Linked DNA regions of Homo sapiens: region 1 is linked to region 2. Evidence: chromatin contacts called from ENCODE Hi-C or POLR2A ChIA-PET data. All regions are on one chromosome and are shown on one strand. Each heading gives the region's core, a stretch centred on a gene start or an enhancer-like site at or near the end of the contact. The rest is flanking DNA. Distances are from core to core; before and after follow the strand shown.

Region 1 (4,920 bases), core at 358-2,857, 260 kb after region 2:
CATCCTGGCTAAACGGTGAAACCCCGTCTCTACTAAAAATACAAAAAAAATTAGCCGGGCGTGGTGGCGGGCGCCTGTAGTCCCAGCTACTTCGGAGGCTGAGGCAGGAGAATGGCGTGAACCCAGGAGGCAGAGCTTGCAGTGAGCCGAGATCGCGCCACTGCACTCCAGCCTGGACGACAGAGCGAGACTCCGCCCCCGTCTCCCACCGCCCCCCCCCCAAAAAAAGAAGTGGGAGAATAGGTCAGGTGCAGTGGTTCATGCCTGTAATCCCACTGCTTTGGGAGGCAAAGGTAGAAGGAGCATTTGAGGCTAGGAATTTCAGGCCAGCCTGGGCAACACAAGACCCCGTGTCTGGAAAAAAAAAAAAAGCTGGACATAGTGGCTGCACAACTATCATTCTAGCTACTCTAGAGGCTGAGGTGAGAGGATCCCTTGAGCCCAGGAGTGAGTTATGATCGCACCACTGCATTCCAGCTTGGACAACAGAGCGAGACTTTGTCTGTAAAAAGAAGCAAAAACAAAACCCCAAAGCTTTGTCCCAGCTCCTTATGAGAGGGTGGTAGTAGTAAAACACAAAAGCCTTCAGGAGGTGAACACTTGATGATTTCTTTGTCCTTTTTTTTTTTTTTTTAAGAGCCAAGAACTCTGGAACAAGAAGAAGAAGACGAAGGAGGAGGAGGAGGGGGAGGGGGAGGAGGAGAAGGAGAAGGAGGAGAAGGAGAAGGAGAAGGAGACGGAGAAGGAGGAAGAGGAGGAGGAGGGCCGGGCGCAGTGGCTCACGCCTGTAATCCCAGCATTTTGGGAGGCCGAGGCGGGCGGATCACGAGGTCAAGAGACCGAGACCATCCTGGCTAACATGGTGAAACCCCGTCTCTACTAAAAATACAAAAAATTAGCCGGGCATGGTGGCGGGCGTCTGTAGTCCCAGCTACTCGGGAGGCTGAGGCAGGAGAATGGCGGGAACCCGGGAGGCGGAGCTTGTAGTGAGCCAAGATAGCGCCACTGCACTCCAGCCTGGACCACAGAGCGAGACTCCGTCTCAAGAAGAAGAAGAAGGAGAAGAAGGAGAAGGAGAAGGGAAAAAAGAATCCTCATCATTAATGCAAGTGGAAGGAAACTCTTCACCAAAGAATTGATCACATCATGAAAGGTGAAATCATTACGGAATTGCTTAAATATATAATTTGAATCTGGATTTAAAAATAATAAATGTAAGTTTTTTCTTTAAAAAAAAAAAAAAGTCCATTGGTTAAATTCAGCTTGAATCCTTTGCCACTACATCAAGAGCTAACAGGTCAACAACTGATCTCCACAACCTCCCACCTCATTTCCTTTCTCAGTCCAGGTAGCAGGAAAATGGAAAAAAAAAAATGATTTTTTTTTTCCAAACACTTTGTCAGTTTCCCCAGCGGTCACCTTTGAAAAGGGAAAAATGTCTGAAAATAGACAAAGCTGAATATAAACATCATTTAATTCCCCCCACACAGACAGCCTCCGCTCCTGTGAGGGCGTGGGGAAAACGGAGTGGGAGAAGGGGGCTAGCGAGGAGGAAGAGGCGGGAGGTGCGGCAGGGGCACAGGTGACGCTCCTCCCGCCTGCCTAGCAGAGCTCCAGGCGCACATCCGCAGTCAGCCACCTCGCGCGCGCCTCCAGGAGCAAGGATGGAGAGGCTGGTGAGCGGGGCCGGGGCTTGGGAAGGAGGGCGCAGGGCAGGCGATGTTGAGCCGGTGGCCCTGGGGCGGGCGGCGAGTGGAAGGCGCGGAGCTTCGGCTCTTGCCACAATCTGGTCCGGGGACTAGATCAGCGGTGTTGATGGCAGCGCTTTTCTCTAAGCGCTTTCTCTTGCTGAGAAACGGATTTTGCCTTCCAAAGGGTGGTTTACAGGCAGCTGCTGGCGTCCAGATTCTCCATTCCAATTGCCTGAAAAAAAGATGCACCAGGCCGGGGCTCCGGGGGCTCTTGATCCGCGCTGACGAAGCTGGCGCATCCTCCGGGCAGGCTCGGCTCGGCTCACTGGCTCCAGCTCCCAAAACTGGGGAGGCACAGCCTATTTTAAACTGCCCCCAAAAGGGAAAGAGAAATGCTGTATTGGTTCCATATTGGCACCAAAAGCTGCGGCGGAGATACAGATTTCCAGGCTCGCTTTCTCCGGGAGAGCTCCTGCGTCTCCTCTTTGTTATGCAGCCCCTTTCTCCCTCCTAGCCCTTGCCTGGGGGAAGCCATGAAGGATCAGTTAAAGCTGAAGCTACACTTGAGAGAGCTGAAATGCTCTGTGATCATAATGCTTTGAAGGGTTAACCCCGGGTATCTAGAGAAACAGACATTTTGTTTATTCGGAACCAGCTTACAAGACAAAAAACGGAGAAGGTTTTCATATATCCCATTGGTATATGAAATCCAAATACAATGGTATTGGTATAAGAATCCAAATACAGTGAATGCCTCAAGATAATTTTTTCATGTATGGTTTGTTGGCAAGACCACATAGCCAATGATTTCACTGTCTTTCTTAACAAAGGAGAATGGTGGTCTGTGAGCTACGGTCTACTGCAAGCTAGATGCTGTTAATCTTCTTTGTAACTATCCTTCTAAAAATGAATTATTACCTCGTTTTACACATAAACAGGCGGAAAGGCTGATATTTCCAAGTCCTTGTGACTACATGTGGGGTAATGTGGATTTGGACATAGAAACTTGCTGAGGAAGAGGCATGAATAGGGGCAATATAGCTACCAGGTGGGCAGCTGTCTGGTAAGACCCAGGTTTTTGTGAACCCTGGACTGCATGGCAAGGGTTATAAGTGGGCTTCTTTGTTTTCAGGACTGTAGTTCCCCCTATATGATTTGATCGATTAATTTTTTTAGCTACCTAACACGTATTGGCATTTACTATAACCTAGGCTCTATACTAAGTGCTTTAATTGCCTAATTCTCATAATAACTATGTGAGATAAGAGCAACATTTATTTAGTGCTTATTTCTACTGGCAGTATTCTAGGAGCTTTATATACTACTTCATTTAGTCTTTTTAACCATTAGATTGGTACTATTACTTTTCCGGAGTCTCAGAGAGGTAAAATGATTTCTTTTGCTCACAAATCTAGTATTTGTTTTAGCCCCGGTCACCTCCCTGTAAACATATAAATACTGTTGTTTTCAGATTGGTCGTATTTTCAGTTATTCTGCACAGACTCGAGGAAAAAAAAAACCTGTAAAATAAAAATACGTATCTATTTAAGAGTAAGGCTTTCCTTCTGATTTCCTTTGCCTCAATCACTGTGTTTTGTTTCTTAACATTGCTGGCTCCCAGTCCACAATATATGGTTTGGTATGTATCTGCTTTCTCTCTTGTCCTAAAACACAGATTTTCTCTATGAGAGCTTGTCCATTCTGCATTCTTCATCATGGCCTCTGGTAGAGCCTGGATTTCCACGTCAGAGAAGCCTAATGGTTTAAAAAATATCACATAGAATTGGAATGCCAGTATCTGTCTCCACAATTGCCTTAGCTGAAAATAAAACAAAATGTGTTGGGTGGGCACTGGCAATGGAGCCTGAGGAAATATTTGGCCTGATTTTTTCTGACTTTCCTAGATAATTAGATAGGATGGAACAGTCTCAGTAATACTGAGAAAATTATCGAGTTATATATTTTTTTTCACTTCAAAACCAAAGCCTTTGTGAGTATAATACCCAGCAGTGGATGGGCAGGGTGAGCAGATCTTTGTAGGCTGTATGTATTCAGGCAGCTGAACCATCTTGGGTTTCTCAAAGAGCAGTGACTATGTTATTAGTCTTAGACCTATGAAGACAGGAAGAGAAGTCACAAGGAAGGGATAGCATGCTTATGGTATGCTTGGGTATCGAATAATAAAATATATCTGCAAAGAATAATTTGTCCTAATGGCACCTTCAGATGATATAATCTTGAATTCTCTGTAGCCTTAGAGATGTAAGGAAAAAGCAACTTACATCACAAAGATCAGTATTACTGTGTACTATGATGCCACTGCATGGGGTCCAGGATGAGAGTCTAAGTGATTGGTTCTCTCTAGCTGAAGACAAGAAGACACTCAGGTATGTGGCAGCACTTGGGATAGGCCACAGGGCGGCGAGACATCATTCCTTCCAGGACATCTATCCTGAAAGATCCATCAGGAATACTGTGATGGAGATAGTGATGGAGACTCCTTGTCTCTGGCAGTTAGAGTGAATGCTGAAGAAGAGCCCTTTTCCAGCAGGCCAGTCTCTAACATGATCTTGGGTCTTCACCCAGACCATGACAGCTCTGGTGCTCAACACACACAACCACCTCCAGGGTACAAGTTGGCCCCAAGAGAGCTGAGACAATATTGGCTCTAATTTTTATCATCTCATTGATCTCAAACCACAGACTCTGACCAGGACAATTGGGGGCCCTCTCCTTACAGCTACACTCCTAGGAAAGACCACCATCAATGATTACCAGGTAATTTTCTACCCCTACCTATGAAGGGACTTGGTTAGTAACTTCTCTTGCTAGAGGAAAAATGAAGCTTATTATATAAGATTAATGTTTGTGAAACACCTGTTATTTGGAATTGGTTTGGTACTTCCTCTTGAAATTTCCCTCATTAAGTTTAGGTCGTGGCTGTTTCATAAGGAAAGAAAAGGGCATGTATTGACTGGAATTAAAATTAACAAATCCATTGAGTAGGAGGATATTAAAATTGAGTGGCTCCCATTGGACAGGAAAAGGAAGAGAAATCCTTGTGGCAGGTAAAGGAGGAGAGATTTAGATCCTTGAGAACTCCATTCCCGACCCGCTGCTCCTGAGCCCACAGGAAGAAGGCCATCACAAGACAATAAAAATCCCAGAGAAATTGAAAGGCAAACAGAAAGACCCAGCTTGGAGTGATAAGGAAAATGAATTCCAGCAG
Region 2 (4,401 bases), core at 288-2,787:
AGCATTTGCTTGTCTGTAAAGGATTTTATTTCTCCTTCACTTATGAAGCTTAGTTTGGCTGGATATGAAATTCTGGGTTGAAAATTCTTTTCTTTAAGAATGTTGAATATTGGCCCCCATTCTTTTCTGGCTTGTAGGGTTTCTGCCGAGAGATCCGCTGTTAGTTTGATGGGCTTCCCTTTGTGGGTAACCTGACCTTTGTCTTTGGCTGCCCTTAACATTTTTTCCTTCATTTCAACCTTGGCAAATCTGACAATTATGTGTCTTGGGGTTGCTCTTTTCAAGGAGTATCTTTGTGGTGTTCTCTGTATTTCCTGAATTTGAATGTTGGCCTGCCATGTAAGGTTGGGGAAGTTCTCATGGATAATATCCTGCAGAGTGTTTTCCAACTTGGTTCCATTCTCCCCATCACTTTCAGGTACACCAATCAAATGTAGATTTGGTCCTTTCACATAGTCGCATATTTCTTGGAGACCTTGTTCATTTCTTTTTACTCTTTCTTCTCTAAACTTCTTTTCTCACTTCATTTCATTAATTTGATCTTCAGTCACTGATACCCTTTCTTCCACTTGATGGAATCAGCTACTGAAGCTTGTGCATGTGTCACGTAGTTCTCGTGCCATAGTTTTCAGCTCCATCAGGTCATTTAAGGTCTTTTCTACACTGTTTATTCTAGTTAGCCATTTGTCTAATCTTTTTTCAAGGTTTTTAGCTTCCTTGTGATGGGTTTGAACATCTCCTTTAGCTCAGCGAAGTTTGTTATTACCTACCTTCTGAAGCCTACTTCTGTCAACTTGTCAAAGTAATTCTCCTCCAGCTTTGTTCCGTTGCTGGTGAGGAGCTGCATTCCTTTGAAGGAGAAGAGGCGCTCTGGTTTTTAGAATTTTCAGCTTTTCTGCTCTGGTTTCTCCCCATCTTTGTGGTTTTATCTACCTTCGGTCTTTGATGTTGGTGACTTACAGATGGGGTTTTGGTGTAGATGTCCCTTTTGTTGATGTTGATGCTGTTCCTTTCTGTTTGTTAGTTTTGCTTCTAACAGTCAGGTCCCTCAGCTGCAGGTCTGTTGGAGTTTGCTAGAGGTCTACTCCAGATGCTGTTTTCCTGGGTATCACCAGTGGAGGCTGCAGAACAGCAAATATTGCAGAGCAGCAAATATTGCTGCCTGATCCTTCCTCTGGAAGCTTCGTCCCAGAGGGGCACCCGCCTATATGAGGTGTCTCTTGGCCCCTACTGGGAGGTGTCTCCCAGTTAGGCTACACAGGGGTCAGGGACCCACTTGAGGAGGCAGTCTGTCTGTTCTTAGAGCTCAAATGCCATGCCAGGAGAAGCACTGCTCTCTTTAGAGCTGTCAGAGTGGAACGTTTAAGTCTTCAGAAGTTGTCTGCTGCCTTTGGTTCAGCTATGCCCTGCCCACAGAGGTGGAGTCTATAGGGGCAGTAGGCCTTGCTGAGCTGCAGTGGGCTCCACCCAGTTTGAGCTTCCTGGCTGCTTTGTTTACCTACTCAAGCCTCAGCAATGGCGGACGCCCCTCCCTCAGCCAGGCTGCCGCCTGGCAGTTGGATCTCAGACTGCTGCGCTAGCAGTGAACAAGGCTCTGTGGACGTGGGACCTGCCAAGCCAGGCATATGTGCCACATTTGCTTAATCCAGTCTATCATTTATGGACATTTGGGTTGGTTCCAAATCTTTGCTATTGTGAATAGTGCTGCAATAGACATACGTGTGCATGTGTCTTTATAGTAGCAAGATTTATAATCCTTTGGGTATATACCCAGTAATGGGATTGCTGGGTCAAATGGTATTTCTAGTTCTAGATCCCTGAGGAATCACCATACCATCTTGCACAATGGTTGAACTAATTTACACTCCCGCCAACAGTGTAAAAGTGTCCCTATTTCTCCATGTCCTCTCCAGCATCTGTTGTTTCCTGACTTTTTTTTTTTTTTTTTTTTGAGACAGAATCTTGCTCTGTTGCCCAGGCTGGAGTGCAGTGGCACAGTCTGGGCTCACTGCAACTTCCACCTCCCGGGTTCAAGCAATTCCCCTGCCTCAGCCTCCCGAGTAGCTGGGATTACTGGTGCACACCACCATGCCCAGCTATTTTTTTTGTATTTTTAGTAGAGATGGGGTTTCACCATGTTGGCCACACTGATCTCGAACTCCTGACCTCAGGCAATCCACCCGCCTCAGCCTCCCAAAGTGCTGGGATTACAGGCAGGAGCCACCTGTAATTACGCGCCTGGCCTTTTCTAGACTTTTTAATGATCACCATTCTAACTGCGGTGAGACGGTATCTCATTGTGGTTTTGATTTGCATTTCTCTGATGACCAGTGATGATGAGCATTTTTTCATGTGTCTGTTGGCTGCATAAATGTCTTCTTTTGAGAAGTGTCTGTTCATATCCTTTGCCCACTTTTTGATGGGGTTGTCTGTTTTTTTCTTGTAAATTTGTTTGAGTTCTTTGTAGATTCTGGAGATTAGCCCTTTGTCAGATGTGTAGATTGCAAAAATTTTCTCCCATTCTGTAGGTTGCCTGTTCACTCTGATGGTAGTTTCTTTTGTAATACTGGCAGTTTCTTATTGCTTACTTGCTTTTAATGATGCTCAGGATTGTAGGATACAGAGGACCTGATGTAGAGGAACTTGCCAAATACTGGAATGGAACACGTTCCACTCTCACCCTTGAAGAAACAAACCTCCAAGGTTGTGAACAAATGTGTTGTAATTCACAAGTCTGTCCATTTTGCCTCCTACTGATATAAAATAACTGAGCATGGCTGTGATTTTTGCTCAAAAGTTTTCTTGGAGAATAAGAGAAGGTAATAGCAAAGAGGCTGCAGCCTAAAGCCACTGATATGTCGCACTTCTTCATGTCTCACCTGCTATGGGAGAAAGAAGAGGTGGTTGGATTGATTCTCAACAAATATGCCTGCCAGCGTTCAAATGGCTTTTCTTAGGTGAAGAAATGGATCACTGTGAGGTTGCTTCTCTTCTCTCTGCCATTTATCCCAGAGCAGCAAATACCAATCCTGTGATTAAACCATTTTTTATGGGGTTTGGAGTTATTCATTCAAATCTCATTCACTCAAGTTTGTTTCTGGCTAAGGAAAGCTGTTTCTTCTTTTGTCCATTGTTAGGTATTCCATGCAACAACAGAACTTTTAAGTGTGGCAATGATATTTGCTTTAGGAAACAAAATGCAAAATGTGATGGGACAGTGGATTGTCCAGATGGAAGTGATGAAGAAGGCTGCAGTAAGTAGAAATTCATTCCTTTGGGTTCCTGTATTCCCTCTTCAGTTTACCTGTTTGTTATATTTTCATTCCCTTCTTGGTGTATTTCCCTTGATCGAGGTTGCCATAGCCAAAACAAGAATAGTAACTATTGACAAACTGAGTCTGAAATTGTTTCTCAGAAATAAAAACTCTGGAATGGATTCTGTCTTCTTGATAACAGCATTAATGAATTAAATTTTTAAAATGAGAACTTTCACTTTTTAATAATTTTAATCAAGGGAGAAGATCTTAAATAAAAACCTTGTGAGAAAATAAATAGAAACTGGAACGCAGTGGATGACCTGTTAATGCCTTATGTTACTAACAATATCAAGTGCTGTTTCTTTAGGCCTGACTCAATAACTAATCTCCCACATGCTCCTATTAGTCATGTGGCTACTACTTGGCCATGTGGCAACATGTAAATTATACATCTTTACCAATACTATTTACACTAGCAAACAATTGCTCTGATAACTAGTTTTCCCTGTAGGTTTTCATTTGTCCAGGTCTTATAAATCTTTTCCCCAATCCTTTCTGTCACATCAGCACAACTTCAAAGAAATTCTCAATTCATTTACATTCCTCTTTACCTGACAATCTAAATCCATAGGCAGCTGTTTGTGTCAGTTCAGCTGTTACAGCAGGTCCCCCTCCTCCTCTCATCTGCGTTGTGGTATAGAGACTGTGTCAGGGCATGCTTCAGGAAGGAGGGAGTGGTTTGTTTGTATTGGTTTCAGACAGACTCACATGTTCTCTGTCCTCTAGATAAGGAGATTTCAAATTGCTACCTAGTGAGTCAGTTCCCAGCCAGCACTAAAACTGGCTTAACTTCTAGTTTTTCTTCCAAGTCTACCTTTAAATCACATGCCCTTTCTCCACCAAAGCCTGCAGCAGGAGTTCCTCCGCCCTTCACCGCATCATCGGAGGCACAGACACCCTGGAGGGGGGTTGGCCGTGGCAGGTCAGCCTCCACTTTGTTGGATCTGCCTACTGTGGTGCCTCAGTCATCTCCAGGGAGTGGCTTCTTTCTGCAGCCCACTGTTTTCATGGAAACAGGTAGGGCCTCACGGTCCTTACTTTCAAGTGGCACTCTGTGGCCATAGACAATATATCTGCCCTCAAA

Evidence for each region. Hi-C counts contacts between places; a loop is a spot of excess contacts on that map. ChIA-PET counts read pairs that join two places held with the same protein, here RNA polymerase II (POLR2A). Pooled maps may share reads with other maps.
Region 1: a loop to region 2 is called in a pooled map, with 3 times the contacts of the local background. The contact joins the promoter of CD200 here to the enhancer-like site in region 2. A Hi-C loop is called at or near these places in 2 of 50 pooled maps. POLR2A ChIA-PET finds 5 or more read pairs at or near these places in 3 of 52 experiments (CD4-positive, alpha-beta T cell, PC-9 and activated CD4-positive, alpha-beta T cell).

Annotation. Positions count from the first base shown.
Region 1 is chr3:112,331,549-112,336,468 of GRCh38, forward strand. It overlaps CD200 (CD200 molecule), which reads left to right and starts at 1,608. Exons shown (of 6, transcript NM_005944.7): 1 at 1,608-1,676. The coding sequence starts at 1,665. LOC105374042 (a long non-coding RNA gene) reads left to right here. Exons shown (of 5, transcript NR_147411.1): 5 at 638-1,206. RefSeq lists enhancers at 1,275-2,232, 2,233-3,189, 3,686-4,445.
Region 2 is chr3:112,071,159-112,075,559 of GRCh38, forward strand. It overlaps TMPRSS7 (transmembrane serine protease 7), which reads left to right. Exons shown (of 18, transcript NM_001395507.1): 14 at 3,138-3,254; 15 at 4,163-4,334. Among named protein-coding and RNA genes, the nearest start is that of C3orf52, 13 kb to the right of the region's middle. Within about 2 kb of position 1,538, at least 2 of the 41 ENCODE cell types and tissues checked have a DNase peak (open chromatin) inside an H3K27ac peak, as active enhancers do.